2 separate regions of the Homo sapiens genome follow, and region 1 is linked to region 2. A link is a loop called in an ENCODE intact Hi-C map of the cell type or tissue named here. Cell type or tissue: ascending aorta. All regions are shown on one strand.

Region 1 (8,000 bases), 640 kb before region 2:
CTAGATATGGGAATTGTATCGGTTCCTGATATTTTTGTATTTTTATAAATATTTTTGACCTTTTTTCTTGGATGCAGTTAAGTTACTTGGAAATAGCCTGACTTTTTCAGATCTTGCTTTTAAGCTTTACTAGGTGAGACTACAGGACTTTATAGAATTAATTTTTCCATTAGTGAGGCAAAAATTCTTCGAATACCATATCTGATGATCCATTAATAATAAAGTTTTCAAGTTAGTTTCCTCTAATTGTTTTGGGTGGGGTTTTCCCTACCTTCTGTAGTTTCCTCACACACGTGCACCAATCAGTACTCAATTAAATATTCAGTGATGACTTTTTGCATGTTTAAGGAGTTTTCTCTCTGTGCATCTCTCTCCTCTTGTATGCTGCCTTATGAAATTCAGCCACCTTAGTCTCTGTGAACTCCTAGATCCATTTCCTGGAGTTAGGGAGGCCACTGGGCTGCCCCTGGATTTATCTTCCCTTTGCCATGGCCTAGACACTTTCCCTGGACAGTAAGCTGAGTTCATTGTAAGGCTCTCACCTAGTTTGTTTTCCATCTCTTGATTTCCAGTTTCTTCAGCAATGTGTTATATATTTTGTTTGGATTTAAAGTTGCTTTAGTCGATTGGGCAAATTTCAGCGTCTGTTCCTTCATATTTTGGTTAGAAAACAACTCAATATGGTATTTTAGTAGAAAAAGCCATGAAAAGAAAATTACTTTTAAACCCCTTGTTTCTTTTTATTGAAACTTATATTTTTCCTAGGCTCATTGAAGAGAACAGTTACATTTAAGTTTATTTATAACATCTGTCCTCATGTAATTTTTAGAGCTATTAACAAATTACAGGAGAAAATGAAAACTATTGATGTTACTAGTACTCTTCTGTTCCAATGAAAGCTTGATACTGCTAAGTGAATGATACAAAACAAGTTAATCCATTACTCCTCCTGATTCTTTGAAGTCTGAATCAACTTATAGAGGAAATCTCCTGTGATGTGCTGTGCTCTTCATATATAAATTTGATTGTATTTTGCTGACTGCTAATATTACAGATTTTTTTTTCAAGTCAAATTAAAATGGTTATATTCTGCAGCAAGTTATTTAAATTGTTCATGTTTCAAATAACGTCTCCTTCCATTTCATAGAATGGTGAAAACATCTGTTTATGTAATTATAGTTTGCTGTTGTCAAACTGGTACAGAATTTGCCTTAGTCTTTGAGTTTATTCTTCCTGCTAAAATGCAAACAAGGCTAATATATTCCACAGTTGTATTTGTTAAAAATCTTTATATAGCAATTTTCATTGTTACTGATATCAAAGACATTAAGTGGGATTAGTCAACCGTATCCATTATTTGTGAGCTTGAAAGACAAGAAAGTAGTTGGACTCTGCATCTAATTCAGAGTGTCATTTTAGCCATCAGTTTCTGCTTCTCCTTATATCAAGACTTTTAAAAAGCAAAAGTTCTAATATATGGAGACATTTATTATTTTAGTTAATTTTTCCACTTCAAGCTGAAAGGGGCTATTAATTGAACAGGCAGGCATCCAAAGACAAATATCTAACTTGTTTTTCTCTGTCTTGCTTTCTTGGGATTTGTAGTTCATGATGGCAGACTCTCATCTGTTTTATTTCCCTGAGGATACCCAGTAACTAGAAAGTTCTTGGCATATAGTAAGCATTAACCACATTTTTGATGACAGTGAGTCAATGAATGAGTGAATGAACAATTAAGCTTCTGAGTCTTTTCCCTTCTTCCATATCTCATCCATCTTTCCAGGCCTAGTTCAAAGTTATACTGCATTTATGAAGTGTTTTTTGAATGAAATTTTCTCCAACTATTTCAGTTCATTATGATTTTTTTTTTTTTTTTTAAGACAGAGTCTTGCTCTGTTGCCCAGACTGGAGTGAAGTGGTGTGATCTTGGGTCTCTGCAGCTTCCACCTCCTGGGTTCAAGTGATTCTCCTGCCTCAGCCTCCCAAGTAGTTGGGATTACAGGCGCCTGCCACCATGCCTGGCTAATTTTTTGTATTTTTAGTAGAGCTGGGGTTTCATCATGTTGGCCAGGCTGGTCTCAAACTCCTGACTTAGGTGATCCTCTGCCTCAGCTTCCCAAACTGTTGGGATTACAGGTATGAGCCGCCACGCTGGGGCCATTATGATCTTTTCATTGAACTCTTGGCATTTTCTTGCCAGTTTAAGAGAGAATTTTCTAACAAATATAACTGCACACAGTTGGAGTAGACAGCAAGAAGGAAACATTCTATTACTTAAAGTGTTTAAGGAGTGGCAGGATGGCCTTGTCAGTAAAAGGGAGGGGAGTGACAGGTATAGCGTTCTTATTGTGCCAGGTACTTATGTATTTCACGCCCTTTAATTTCAAAGGCCCCAACCCTACAAGGTATAGATCAACTTTGCCTATTTTTTAGTGTGGAAACTGAGGTTTAGAGAGGCCTATAAAATTTGTCTACAGTTCCATAGCCATAAGCGTCTGATTGATAAAGCAAACCCAAGTTCTTTGTAGAAGAGCTGTTATACTGCCTTTAGTGTGTAACTACTTCATGAACTCAGAGTCCATTATGATTGTGTAAGGTATGACAGTTTGGCATTTCTACCAAGAAATGAAGGCTTGAATGGGGCAGAATGACAGCACTTGGTGGTTAGGAAGAGAAGAAAGTTTTGGATAATGGGATAATTAGAAACACCGAAAGGGAAAGAGAGGTACCAAACTTTATCATTCTGTTCCTATTTTGGCCTCATGATATGTCAAGGTTTTTGACAACGAAGTTGGTGGATCCTATTTTGATTTTTTTAGAGAAACATTTATTATTGGGGTTTATTGCTCTGGTTTTTGTTTTATATGATACAAGAGAAACAACAAAATTAAGTCTTACAGTAAAAATAAGTCCTTTCCCCCCAACTATCTTAAAATCTTAAGATAAAAATCTTGACTGGTTAAAACCAGTCAACTAACTTCTTGTTTTTAGTGAAGATCGTGTTTGTTAATAATGCATTTTTTGAACTTGTCTTTTTTCATGGTTTCATATGGAACAGACATACCTTAGTAAACTGGCATATTATACTTTTATCTGGCTGCTCTCTGGATGATCTGGTAAACCATCATGTTATACAGAGGTTAAAGAGGTAAAGTGAGTTCATATTTTTGGTTGTTTTATTGGCAGATTTTCTCTCTGCTTTTCTGTACACTTAAAATGTTTGCATAATTAAAAATTTTTAAGAATTGCATAACCCTATTTGTATTTAATACATGCCTTTAAACAAATGAAAAAATATATTAAACTTTCGTTGTACCACCAGATGGCGCTCTCTATTAATCCAAATTAAGATGCCCACACCATTTTCTGAATTATTTTGTGTTATGTGTATTGTTAGATTTTTGGCATGAATGTATGGTCAAATAATAATGGGATCTAGAATTCACGAATAAAAGAGGAAGTAGAATAAATGAGTTGCTAATGTATAGCCCCAGGATATATCAAATAAGCCAGTGTTTAATATAGTTTCTGGAATTTAATCATTAGTCATTAGAATGATGTTAGAATAAAATTTAGGATTAGGAATATAGCTGTTTTGTATTTTGCCACATATGTTTGTCCTTCCTTATTCTGGGTTTTTCTTTGATTTTTATCAATAGTTTTTATGTATCAGCTGTTTTTGACATTAATGGTTTCTCTTGTTATATGTTAGTTTTATACTATTAGAGTAACTTTATTCCAATTATGATGTACTGGAATTTGGATTCATGAGATTTTGTCATATTTTGATCACATAAGCATGGAACATTTGAGCTTGATTTGTTTAACAAAATAAATAAACATCATCTCTGAATATATTCACTTGTGTCCATTCTTTCTCTTTTCATGAATGTGATTTATTATTTCAGTAATAAAGGATGTTAATCTTAAATTGGTAATCCTAAATAAAACTTTTATATTATCCTCATTAACTTTTTTTTTAGCTAAAAGGAATGGTAGGCAAAATTGATGTATGTTGAAAGTCAGCCTGAAAGCTATTGAGAGCATGATCTGTTAATTAACATAACAGTAAAGGTCTTTTACTGTTGCCTTTGCGAAAAGAAAACTAAACACATATTTTCAAAAGCAAACTATTTTGGCATTTAAAAAAGCTTGAAAATAGACATCTGAAACCTAATATTGTTAATGTAACACATTTTAAACATTTATTTATTTATTTATATTTATTTTTGAGACAGAGTCTCACTCTGTCACCCAAGCTGGAGTGCAGTAGTGGGATCTTAGCTCACTGCAACCTCCACCTCCTGTGTTCAAGTGATTCTCCTGCCTCAGCCTCCTGAGTAGCTGGGACTACAGGCGCATGCCACCACACTAGCTAATTTTCATATTTTTAGTAGAGATGGGGTTTCACTATGTCTACATGTTGGCCAGGCTTTAAAATTTATTTTTTATTGCATGTATTTAAGCTGTACAGCATGACATTTTGATACACATATATAGTGAAATGATTTCTACAGTCAAACAAATCAACATATCCACCACTTTCCATAGTCAACATTTTTGGCATGGTAGGAGTACCTAAAACCTACTCTTTCAGCAAGTTTTCAGTATATTGCAGTGTAGTAACACTGCAGTGTATAACTATAGTCCTTATGCTGAACATTATATCTCTAGACTTAGCAATCTTACATAGCTGTAAATTTGTACCCTTTGACCTCCCTCTTCCTGTTTCCTCTCCTTTCCTGCGCCTGGTAACCATCATTCTACTCTCTGTTTCTGTTTACTTTTCTCCCTAGATTTCACATATACGTGAGATTATACAATATTTTTCTTTCTATATCTGGCTTATTTTACTAACCATAATGTCCCCCAGATTCATCCCTGTTGTCTCAAGTGGTGGGTTCTCCCTTTTTCCCCCAAGGCCGAATTATATTCCATTGTATGTATACACCATAATTTCTTTGTTCATTCATCCGTTGATGGACAAACACTTAGGTCATTTCCATCTTAACTATTGGGAAAAAATGCTGCAATGAACATGGGAGTCCAGATGTCTCTATGAAGTGCTGATTTCATTTCCTTTAGGGAAATCAGAGGAATTGCTTGGCCTATGGTAATTTTATTTTTAAATTTTTGAAGAATCTGCATACTCCTTTCCATAATAGCTGTACCAATTTACATTCATACCAATAGTATATAAGGGTTTCTTTTTCTCTACACCTTTCTAACACTTGTTATCTCTTGTCTTCTTGATAATAGCCTTCTTAACAGGTGTGAAGTGATATTACACAGTGGTTTCGATTTGCATTTATCTGATGACTAATGATGTTGAGTACTTTCTGATATATGTATTGGCTATTTTTATGCCTTCTTTGGAAAAATGTCTATTCAGGTCCTTTGCCCGTTTTTAAGTAAGTGTTTTTTTGGTTTTGTTTTTTGCTAGTAAGTTTTAAAAAAAATTTAGATATTAATTTCTTAACAGAGAGATGGTTTGCAAATATTTTGCCCCAATCTGTAGGCTGCCTTTTCATTTTGTTGATTGTTTCCTTTGCATTGCAGAAGCTTTTTAGTTTGATGTAGTCCCACTTGTTTATTTTTGCTTTTGTGGCTTGAGCTTTCGCTGTGATATCTAGAAAATCAGTCCAGACCAGTATGAAGGAGCTTTTCCCTATATTTTCTTCTAAGGAGGTTTTTGTGTGTGTGTGTGTGTGGTATAAGGGTCCAGTTTCATTCTTTTGCATTAGATATTTAGTTTTCCCAACCCCATTTGTTGAAGAGACTGTACTTCCGCCATTGTGTCTTCTTGGCGGGCTTGTCAGGAATTACTTGACCATATATGCTTGGATTTATTTCTGGCTTTCTATGCTGTTTCATTAGTCTGTGTCTATTTTCATGCCCATACCATAAACAATATGCCCATATTGTTTTGATTACTATAGCTTTATAATACTTTTTTTTTCTTTTGAGACAGGCTCTCGCTCTGTTGCCCATGCTAGAATACAGTAGCACGATCATGGCTCATTGTAGCCTTGACTTCCTTGCTCAAGTGATCCTCCCACCTGAGCCTGCGACTGCAGGTGTGTGCCACTGTGCCTGGTTAATTTTTAAATTTTTTGTAGAGACAGGTCTGTGTTGCCCAGGCTGGTTTCAAGCTCCTGGGCACAAGTAATCCTCCTAGCTCAGTTTCCCAAAGTGTTGGGATTATAGGTGTGAGCCACTGCACCCATCCTATAATATGATTTGAAATCAAGAAGTGTGATGCCTGCAACCTTATTTTTCTTTCTTAAGATTGTTTTGGCTACTTGGGGCCTTTTGTGGTTTCATACAAATTTTACAGTTTTTTTCTTTTTCTGTGAAAAATGTCATTGGAATTGCATTTGTTTGTATATTGTTTTAGGTAGCATGGACATTTTAATAATATAATTCTTCCAATTCATGAACACAAGGTATCTTTCCATTTGTGTCTTCAATTTTTTTTTTAATCAGTGTTTTATAGTTTTCGGTGTGTAGATCTTTCATTCCCTGGTTAAATTTATTCCTAACTTCAGTCTTTCATTACTTAATGATGGGGATAAATTCTGAGATATGAGTCATTAGGTGATTTCGTCATTGTGGGAGACTCATAGAGTGTACTTACACAAACTAGCTGTCTCTGTGTCTAGGCTGTCATGGTATAGCCTATTGCTCCTAGGCGACAAACCTGTACAGCCTGTTACTGTACTGAATACTGTAGGCAATTGTAGCACATAGTGTTTATATATCAAAACAATTAAACCTGGAAAAGGTACAGTACAAATTGCTATAAAAGATAAAAAACAGGCTGGGTGTGGTAGCTCACGCCTGTAATCCCAGCACTTTGGAAGGCTGAGGTGGGCGGATCATGAGGTCAAGAGATAGAGACCATCCTGGCCAACATGGTGAAACCCCATCTCTACTAAAAATACAAAAATTAGCTGGACATGGTGGCATGCACCCGTAGTCCCAGCTGCTCGGGAGGCTGAGGCAGGAGAATCGCTTGAACCCGAGATTGCGTAGGTTGCAGTGAGCCGAGATTGCGTCACTGCACACTCCAGCCTGGTGACAGAGCGAGACTCCCATCTCAAAAAAAAAAAAAAAAAAAAAAAGGGTAAACGGCATACACATATAGGGCACTTACCATGATTGGAGCTTGCAGAATTGGCAGTTGCTCTGGGTAAGTCAGTGAGTGAATAGTGAATGAATGTGAAGGTGTAAGACATTACTGTAGGCTTTGTAAACACTGTACACTTAGGCTAGAATAAATTGATATTAAAAATTTCTTGATAAATTAACCTTAGCTTACTGTAACTTTTTATTATCTAAAAACTTCAAAAATTTTTTAAACTTCTTGACTCTTTTGTAATAACAGTTTAAGACACACGTTGTACAGCTATACAAGGCATTTTCTTTATATCCTTATTCTATAAGCTTTTGTCTATTATTATTATTGCTTTTTTACTTTTTAAGCTTTTTTTGTTCAAAACTAAGACACGAACACCCATATTAGCCTAGGACTCCACAGGTTCAGGATTTTCAGTATCCCTCTTTCACCTTCACATCCTATCCCATGGAAGGTCTTCAAGGGCAATAACACACATGGAGCTGTCATTTCCTATAATAATAATGCTGTCTTCTGGAATACCTCCTGAAGGGCCTACCTGAGGCTATTTTACAGTTAACTTTTTTTAATAAGTAGAAGGAGTACATTCTAAAATAACAGTAAAAAGTATAGTAAATACATAAACCAGTACCATAGTCATTTATTATCAAGTACATAATTGTGTGTGCTATACTTTTATTCAGCTGGCAGTGCAATAGGTTTATTTACACCAGCATTATCACAGACATGTTAGTAATTTGTTGTGCTACGATGTCACAATAATTACAATGTCTCTAGGCAATAGGAATTTTTTATTTCCATAATAATCTCATGGAACTGTTACTGTAAATGTGGTCTGTCATTGATTGAAAGGTCATTATGC
Region 2 (8,000 bases):
ATCATCGAGCTATTTCTCCATCCCAACCCCAGGCTTATACAGAGATTCTATTTTTAATGTCTTAAATTTAAAAAGCAAAAATTATCTTAGTAGCTGTGGGCAGTTGAAACTTTAATGAAATTTGATTAAGCCAACATTCAATTAGAAGACAATGTAGGTCACAACTAGAAATGATTTATAGGATGTATAGCAAGATCCCTCAGCCCTGTTAAGATTAATATTTTTGAGAGCAGGCTGCACTCACTCTCCTCACCTCCTCTCCCCGCTGGCTCCATCTGCATTCTGCTGCCATTGTTCTAGTGAAGCTGCCCTCTCTGAGGCTACAGTGGCAATGGCTCCATCAGTCCTTCTCTGGCTCAGACTCAACATTCTTCACTTTTGGTCTCCTTTCTTGGTTCCCATGGCACTGCCTTTTCTTGGATCACTTCACCTGCTCTCTCAACAGATTCCTTTCACTTCCTTCTCTTCTTTTCCCCATTTCTTAGAGACAAAACCCCAAATACAGTTATTGGTTCTTTTCCCTTCAATATTATCCACTTCATAGTTTCTATGATTATGCTGTAAGCCCTGAACTTAGTTTCAGTTCTGAATACACAACAATCTTCTAAAATCCCCCTTCATGTTAAGTTCAAAAGTCTGAACAGAAATTAACTTCCTTTCCCTTTCCCTCTTCTTCCTATGTTTACAATATCCTCTAGGATCTCTCAGTCTTATTGGCCAGAAAACATGGTCAGAATCATCTTCAAGTTTTTCTCCTCTCTCAGTCCCTACATTTAATTACACATCCAATCTACTATTCTATTTTAATAATTTTGAATTTCTATTCCCAGTCCCACCTTCTATATATAATATAGGCTCATATGTATGAGACGTTCTGTCTGGATTATTACAACAGCCTTTTGACTGTAATTCCTCTCTCTCCTTTTCTTTAAGAAGTATTGTTCTATTTCATATTATGTGCCAAGGTTGTGCTAGGAGCTTGGAGTATGAAAGGAATTAGACCACCTTTCTTTGAGAGCTCACAGTGTAGTGGGAAAGACGGATGTGAATAATATTCACCTCTGTATACTATGATGAGCATTATACATATGAACACAGTCCGAGGTGGCCCAGAGAGTGAGGCGGTTAATTCTGCCTACAGGAGGTAGACAGGGAGTCAACAAGGGCTTAAGTAGAGAAGGTGACTTTGAGGCTAGGTTTAGGGATGCATAGGATTTCACCAGAGGGGGACAGTCGTGGGGAAGGACATTCTTATTCAAGAGGACATTGCGTCCCACAGACATTAAGGAGCATGGTGTGTTTAGTAGCCTGGTGACCACTGAACACAGACCATGAGGTGGGCAGTGGGTGGACCTGAGGCTAGAAGGTGGATTGAGCCAGATCGTGACGTGCTTCCAATGAGGGATGTGGGTTTTGTTCTATAGATAGTTTAGAACCAACAGTTTCACTTCCCACATCTAACTAAATGCCAAGGTCCGAGTGGACTCAACAAACTAATGCTCAAATCTAATCTATTTTCTCCAACTCCATTGACCTTGCCTTATTTCTGGCTTTATTTTTGGAGGCTCCTAGTTAAATTTCCCTTAATAGAATGAGGACATCTCTATCTCATCCTAGCCATCAAATTAATGATATTTTCCCTCTCTTATAGAAAACAAATGGACTTGGTAATGTAAGGCAGTAACAGGATCTGTCTACAAATTTCCTAGAAGACAATCTATACATAAAGTTATATATGTTGCATTTAATTTTCACTAAAATCCTGTGATAAACCTCCCTATCCAGAAATTTTGCTTGCTCATTTTAATCTGGCTACTAGAGAATGGAGAGGCATTTCCACCTGGGTCCAGCCTTAAATGACAATATGAGTGGTCAATCATTTCTGCCACCCTTGTTGCCCCAAGGGAGGTAATAAAAGTAGTTAGAACACCTGTCACTGAACTTGGATGTGCATGGTGAGCAAAGCCCTCCATATCTTCCTATTCAGGAGGAGTTGCCACATCTCCTCAGTGGCTCCTAGGCTGCTTAAGCTTTTGATATACCCTATGTAGACAAAAGGGTACAAAAGCAAGGTTGCTAACATCTAACTGTTGCCTTGAGTAAAAAACAAAAGGAATTACAGAACAAACGTTTGGCTAATTTCAAAGTGTCCCTTAGTGCTTGAAAACTTTGTCTTATTATTTTTTATACAGAATCAAAGTAGGCCTATCTTAGAAAAGGGAACATCCTTAATGTTGGAGAGGTTTTAAAATAGGCTCTCACTATTTCCAACCCAGATTATTGTGCTGACAAACTGATGTTTTCCCCACTTCCTGTCTTTCTTCTCCAGTTATTTCACATTCTACTTTCTGATTTTGCTGTCCAAAATGCATATTGGCCACCTTTATGTTTAAACACTCCAGTTTACTTCCTCTTGTTTCATAAAGTCCAAAATTGCTGGATATGGCCTACCTCCCTCTCCATCCTCATTGCCTATCTTTACCCAACAACAGCACACGAAATTTCTAGGAATAACCCCCAAATATGTGGGAACTGCATGATTTGTGCCTCTATCAAATATTCATTTTTCTCTCTCTTTTTCTTTTTTCATAAAGACAGGGTCTCACCCTCTAGCCCAGACTGGTCTCGAATGCCTCTTGATACAGTGCTTGTGGAGCCCATGGATTGATTTCTGAAGGTCCTCGAACTTCCTGAAATGAATGCTCATTTTGAGTAAGGTATACATTACAGCATTTTTTAGGGGTATAAGCTCCATATATTTTATAAGATTTTCCAGTAGGTCTTTAAACTCTAAAAGGTTAAGAAACACCATAAATCTGTTGAGAACTAGGACACAGATGACCAAATTTGACAGAACAATATACAAAGTAAGAATGGATGACAGTGTTGTAGAGTCTCATCGTCAAGTATGGAATCTCATTTATAAAATGTAAAAACTGAGGCCCAGAGAATTTTAATGATTCGCCTGAGTTCATTTACAAACTAAACTACACAATTTAGATTTAACTGTGCAATGTCTTTTCCATTGTTTGCTTTTTCATGTATTTATTGTTTTATTCAATTATTATAGAGTGGAACATACTTGAAAGTGGCAACTATGCCTTGAAATGATGATTATGATGGTGATGGCAATGATGATAAAGATGATTTTAGAGGAAATTATGAATAAGAAACATGTCTAAGACCAAGAAATATACAATTATGTACTGCTAATTCTTACATATTTAGAGTACTCAATTTGCCTCTTAAAAATCCTGGATAATGAGAATTTATTGACTTAAGTCAACTGCATCCAACAAGTCAGGCAATTTCCAAATAATTGTGTGATTTTTAAAAATGAAATTCTCTTGAAATGTTGGATCCACTAATTTGCAGATCTGAGAACATGTTTTTCATATGGTACCCAATTGATTTATGTGAATTGCTTAAGGAAAGAAGTTGAAATTTACCTGAAATATCTTTTGTTAGACTATGCGAAGCAGAGGAACTTGCTTTACATTTTTGTTTAACCTTCACTAGGTAGTTCAAATCTCATTGTCGATTTTACTGATTTTTATAAGGTTATAGAAATGCTATTATTTTGTCAGAGAACTAAAGTGCCCTCTACTGTTTCTTCTCTGTTATTACAGCCAACTTTCTGTTAAGATACTTGATTTAACAGAAAAGTCGTCCTTACAGAAATAACCAGCAATAAATTCATTTCTGATAAAGATTCTAATTATAAAAAAGAAAATTATTATTGACTAAGCATTTTGAAGCATTTACATGTTTTATAAATTGACCAGTAAATAAAATCCTACATATTTGCCTTAATCATATTTTTGTCACTTTAATCTTAAAAATTCAAATTCCACTTTATAAAAAACATTTCTACTTTTTGGCATTTGTTTCAATTCATTTTACACAGCCAGAATTTTTTCACTATGTTGACTAGTATCTTTTTTAAAAAGATGACCAAAATAGATATATTTTTAATTTAAATATTCAGAAGCATAAGAAAATTAAGAAGGGCCAATCACTATTTTCTGAATGTAATTAATGAAATTTATTACTGAGAAAAAAATCCTCTAGATGTCATGTTATTAACTTAAAAATAGAATCATCTTACAAATTTACATATTTGCTTGTTGTAAACTTCAATTTTGACTAATAATTATGCACGTCACTTCCCTTCACTAAAGTAATCCAAGTTAGCTCTGAGTCATTTCAACCACTATTACTAACAGCATCATTAAAAAAAAAATGTCATTTCTTAGTCTTAAAATTTCAGTTATCTACATGCGTAGAGGCCTAGGATCTGTAGAGAACACTCTTTTACGAGTTCATAAATCTAATTATTTCAGAAATGTTTCACCCTTTCTCACTCTCTTTTTCATAGGACTTTTCCATCATTGGCAAGGTTTTAAAAATTTCCTAGTTTGTTGGTAGCTATTCAGTTCTTGCACAAAGACACAAATCTTGGCTGCTGGCCTTTTGGCATCTCCTAATTTTTTCATAGACCTCAATTGAACTTTCAGCCTGTTCATGGAACTTCAGAGGCTGACAATAGAAACAGCTCCTATTTGTCTTTTCACCCTTCACTTTTAATCCTTTCCATAAGCCACTTGAAAGTACAGTACTAGGTAGTTCAAGGATAGAGAGGGAGAAGACGAAAATCTATTTTCCCTCCATAATGCTTTCGGTATCCCATTTTCTTTTCATCCAAAGACAAGCAAATTAAGCAAATAAACATTAACACTGGTAATAATCCAGCTCATGTAACTAAGATTGATGTTGGGTGAGCCTCAGTCTTATAATACAGTCATTTGAGCCTCTTCTGTTATGCCAGAATTAATCTGTAGAAGGAGCCATAAAAGTTCATACAAAAAAGGGAAAAATGGCTTAGCAGTGTGAAGCAGAAGCAAGAGGTGCATGCTAGAAAGTTGGGAGCTCACACTTAAAAAAACTACAGAACTCAAAATTTGCCATGACGTGCAGGTCCTTCTTGGGCCTGTAAATTAGGCAGTTAACGCCTTATCTGAACCCTGGGAAGAATAACTTTCAGTTGCTTTTCCTCGCCCTAACTCTTCTACAAGGAAAGAAGCATAGCCTGTCTGCTTGGTGACTGCTTGGACCCTGCTTCACTAAGTTGAGCCTGTCTGGAACAGAGCTCAGACCTGCCTCCATGTAAATGTAAAGGCCAAAGGCCTTGGATGGCAGCAATTCTGGGTGACTAGGTAACTCTCCTTCAGGTAGGTTGCCCCAGGGATTGGGACACACTATTGTGGCTGATAATTTAAACTATAATCTTCACTCAAATCCTATTGGTAGTAAAAATGTTATGTTCACATCTGGAAGATGTTAGAGGGCCAATTTATTAGAGTGCCATTTGTTTCTGATGTATTTTTCCCCATGCTCTGAGGGCAGCTGCACTGTCAGCTATTGAGCTTGTAGGGCCAATAAGCTTCAGCAAATTCACACTGTAAATCCTCTTGACCAATGAGTTTTTATCCATGCTATACTGAGTGTATTCTGCAATGTAAGCTGTTTAATTTGCTGTTGCCTCTGTTTCTGACATTTATTTTGTGTTCTAGAAAACCTTTCAGATTTATAATGTCTGACAAAAACATATGGGAGTAGAAATGTGGAACCAATTACAAATAAGGGAAGCTTACTATGATGGCTATTAAGATCCAAGTTTTACATTGCCTTTAAAAAAGTGTTCACAGGAACACAGGATAAAAATAAATGACAATTTGGGATTGGTAGAAGTTCTTTAATATCCTGAGGATCACTATAAACTTCATGGAAGCCCAGGAAAACTGGCTGATAACCATATCAATAGTAGGTGGAAGAAACTATGGCTGGCTCCCTAGGATTTGAAGGAAGAGGAATACAAATGTTGGATGCCACAGGTAGCCCATTTCCTCAGGAGCAAGCTACTCCGTCTGAACCCTGGAATCAGACATTTCTCCTAGAAGCCTTGGTTCCTTTTAGTGAGGACCATGGTCTGGGTGTTAGGTTTGCTCATGGCTACTCTGGTCTTTGCTTCTTGGCTTTCTCAGTAAGGAGAGCTAGGCAATCTAGGCACATATGTATAAACAAACACATACACACATACGCATACACATGCACATCAATAAACAGACATGTGTAAATATACACGTGCATCTATCTGTGCACATAAATGTATGCATATTTGAGAAATTATGAGTTCATATCAAAACTGCAGTTCCAATCCACTCCCAAAGTATACATTCTTGCCTTCCATCATTCCATATTTATATGTCCCTTCTTCCACAGTGAGAACTTCCAACCACATCAACACATTTATTCATTTGTGCAACCCTTTGGTATACCTGAAGTAGGTTTGGAATTGCTTTGCCCATGTCATTACAGTAACAAATCTACCAAGATTTTGAGATTTGCTTGCAGTTCTTCCTCCCCTCCTACCCCAAGAATGAGGGGATATAGTTAGATACTGTATTTATAAGTTACTTTAGTTGGTCTTTCCTCCTTCCTTTACTTTCCTTTAGTATGGCTGTGGCGTTTATTTGAAATATAGTTAGGTTCATGTATTTTAGTTTGCTTTCAGTTTTAGAACTTCCTTCTGGCAGGGCACGGTGGCTTACACCTGTAATCCCAGCACTTTGGCAGGCCGAGGCGGGTGGATCACAAGGTCAGGAGATCAAGACCATCCTGGCTAACACGGTGAAACCCCGTCTCTACTAAAAATACAAAAAATTAGCCAGGCCTGGTGGCACGCACCTGTAGTCCCAGCTACTCGGGAGGCTAAGGCAGGAGAATTGCTTAAACCTGGGAGGTGGAGGTTGCAGTGAGCCGAGATCATGCCACTGCACTCCAGCCTGGGCAACAGAGCGAGACTCTGTCTCAAAAAAAAAAAAAAAAGAAGGAACTTCCTTCTTATTCATATTGATTTTATTTTTGGAATATGTAGAATATTAACATGCTTTCAAAAGTCAAACTGTACAAAAAAGGTATAATCAGAGATGTGTCACTTCTTTCTGTATTCCTTCTATCCAATTTCCCCAAACTCCTAAAGGCAACTAACTTGTTTTCTGATTTGTGCTTCCAGTGTTCCTTTCTGTAAAAATAGGCATTTATATAAATTTTAAAAATGTCCCTTCTTTTATACACAAAGTTAGCATACTATATATACATTTTTGCATTTTGCTTTTTTCCCCTTAATTAAGTCTCCCAGAAATCATTCCCTAACAGTAAATAGTGTTCCTCCTTATTCTGTCTTACAGCTGTATAGTACTCCATTTTCTGTATGTACCATAGTTTATTCAACCAATCTTCTATGCTCAACAATTATAAACAGTATTCTATGAATAACTTAATACCTATGTTTTTATAGTTTCATATTATTAAAGATATACATTTAAAATAAATTCATAGAGGGATTTCTGTGATGAGATTTGGGCATAGATAGTTGCTTATAGATGGCTAAATTCCTCTCCAGAGGAGTTGCACCTATCCATCAGCAAGTATGGCATTGCTGTTTCTCCACTGTCTCGTCAACAGAATGTGTTATCAAGCTTTTGAATTTTTGCCAACTTTTTCGGTGAAAAATGGAATTTCAATGTAGTTTTAATTTACATTTTTATGTGATTAAAATTACATATATTTTCATGTGATCAAGGGCTATTTTTATATCTTTTTGTTTCTTTCAATAGGATTTCTACAGGTCTTTTTCTATAGGATTTCTGTAGATCTTTTTTCCTTTTTTTTAGAAAGTTCTCAAATAAAGGAGTTAACCTTTTATCTGATATATGTTGTGACTATTTTCTCCCAGTTTGTCAGCTGTCTTTGACTTAGTGGTATTTTTCAGGCCATGTAAAATTTTTATTATGTAGTCAAATTTATCAGTCTTTTATTGTGTATGGGACCGTAGTCACACTTAGAAAGCTTTTCCTTATACACTGGTTTCAGAAGAATTCACTCATGGGGTGTTTTTTTTCTTTTTGGTACTTGCATAGTTTTACTTTTTATATTTA

What was found. A loop is a pair of places that touch in the nucleus more often than their neighbours do. Peaks named below come from ENCODE experiments on the same cell type or tissue, not always from the same donor. Only the 100,000 strongest peaks of a DNase experiment are listed, where the experiment ranks them.
Region 1: it touches region 2 in a loop (3-fold over the local background); 8 of 110 quality-filtered maps call a loop at or near these places.

Annotation. Positions count from the first base shown.
Region 1 is chr6:70,703,393-70,711,392 of GRCh38, forward strand. The region is part of intron 1 of SMAP1 (small ArfGAP 1); the gene reads left to right. Among named protein-coding and RNA genes, the nearest start is that of SMAP1, 40 kb to the left of the region's middle. In ascending aorta, a CTCF peak has its summit at 3,324 (motif pointing right); no DNase peak of the experiment used is centred here.
Region 2 is chr6:71,345,921-71,353,920 of GRCh38, forward strand. No RefSeq gene overlaps it. Among named protein-coding and RNA genes, the nearest start is that of MIR30C2, 27 kb to the right of the region's middle. In ascending aorta, a CTCF peak has its summit at 3,618 (motif pointing left); a DNase peak (open chromatin) is centred at 1,303; H3K27ac peaks cover 2,137 bases.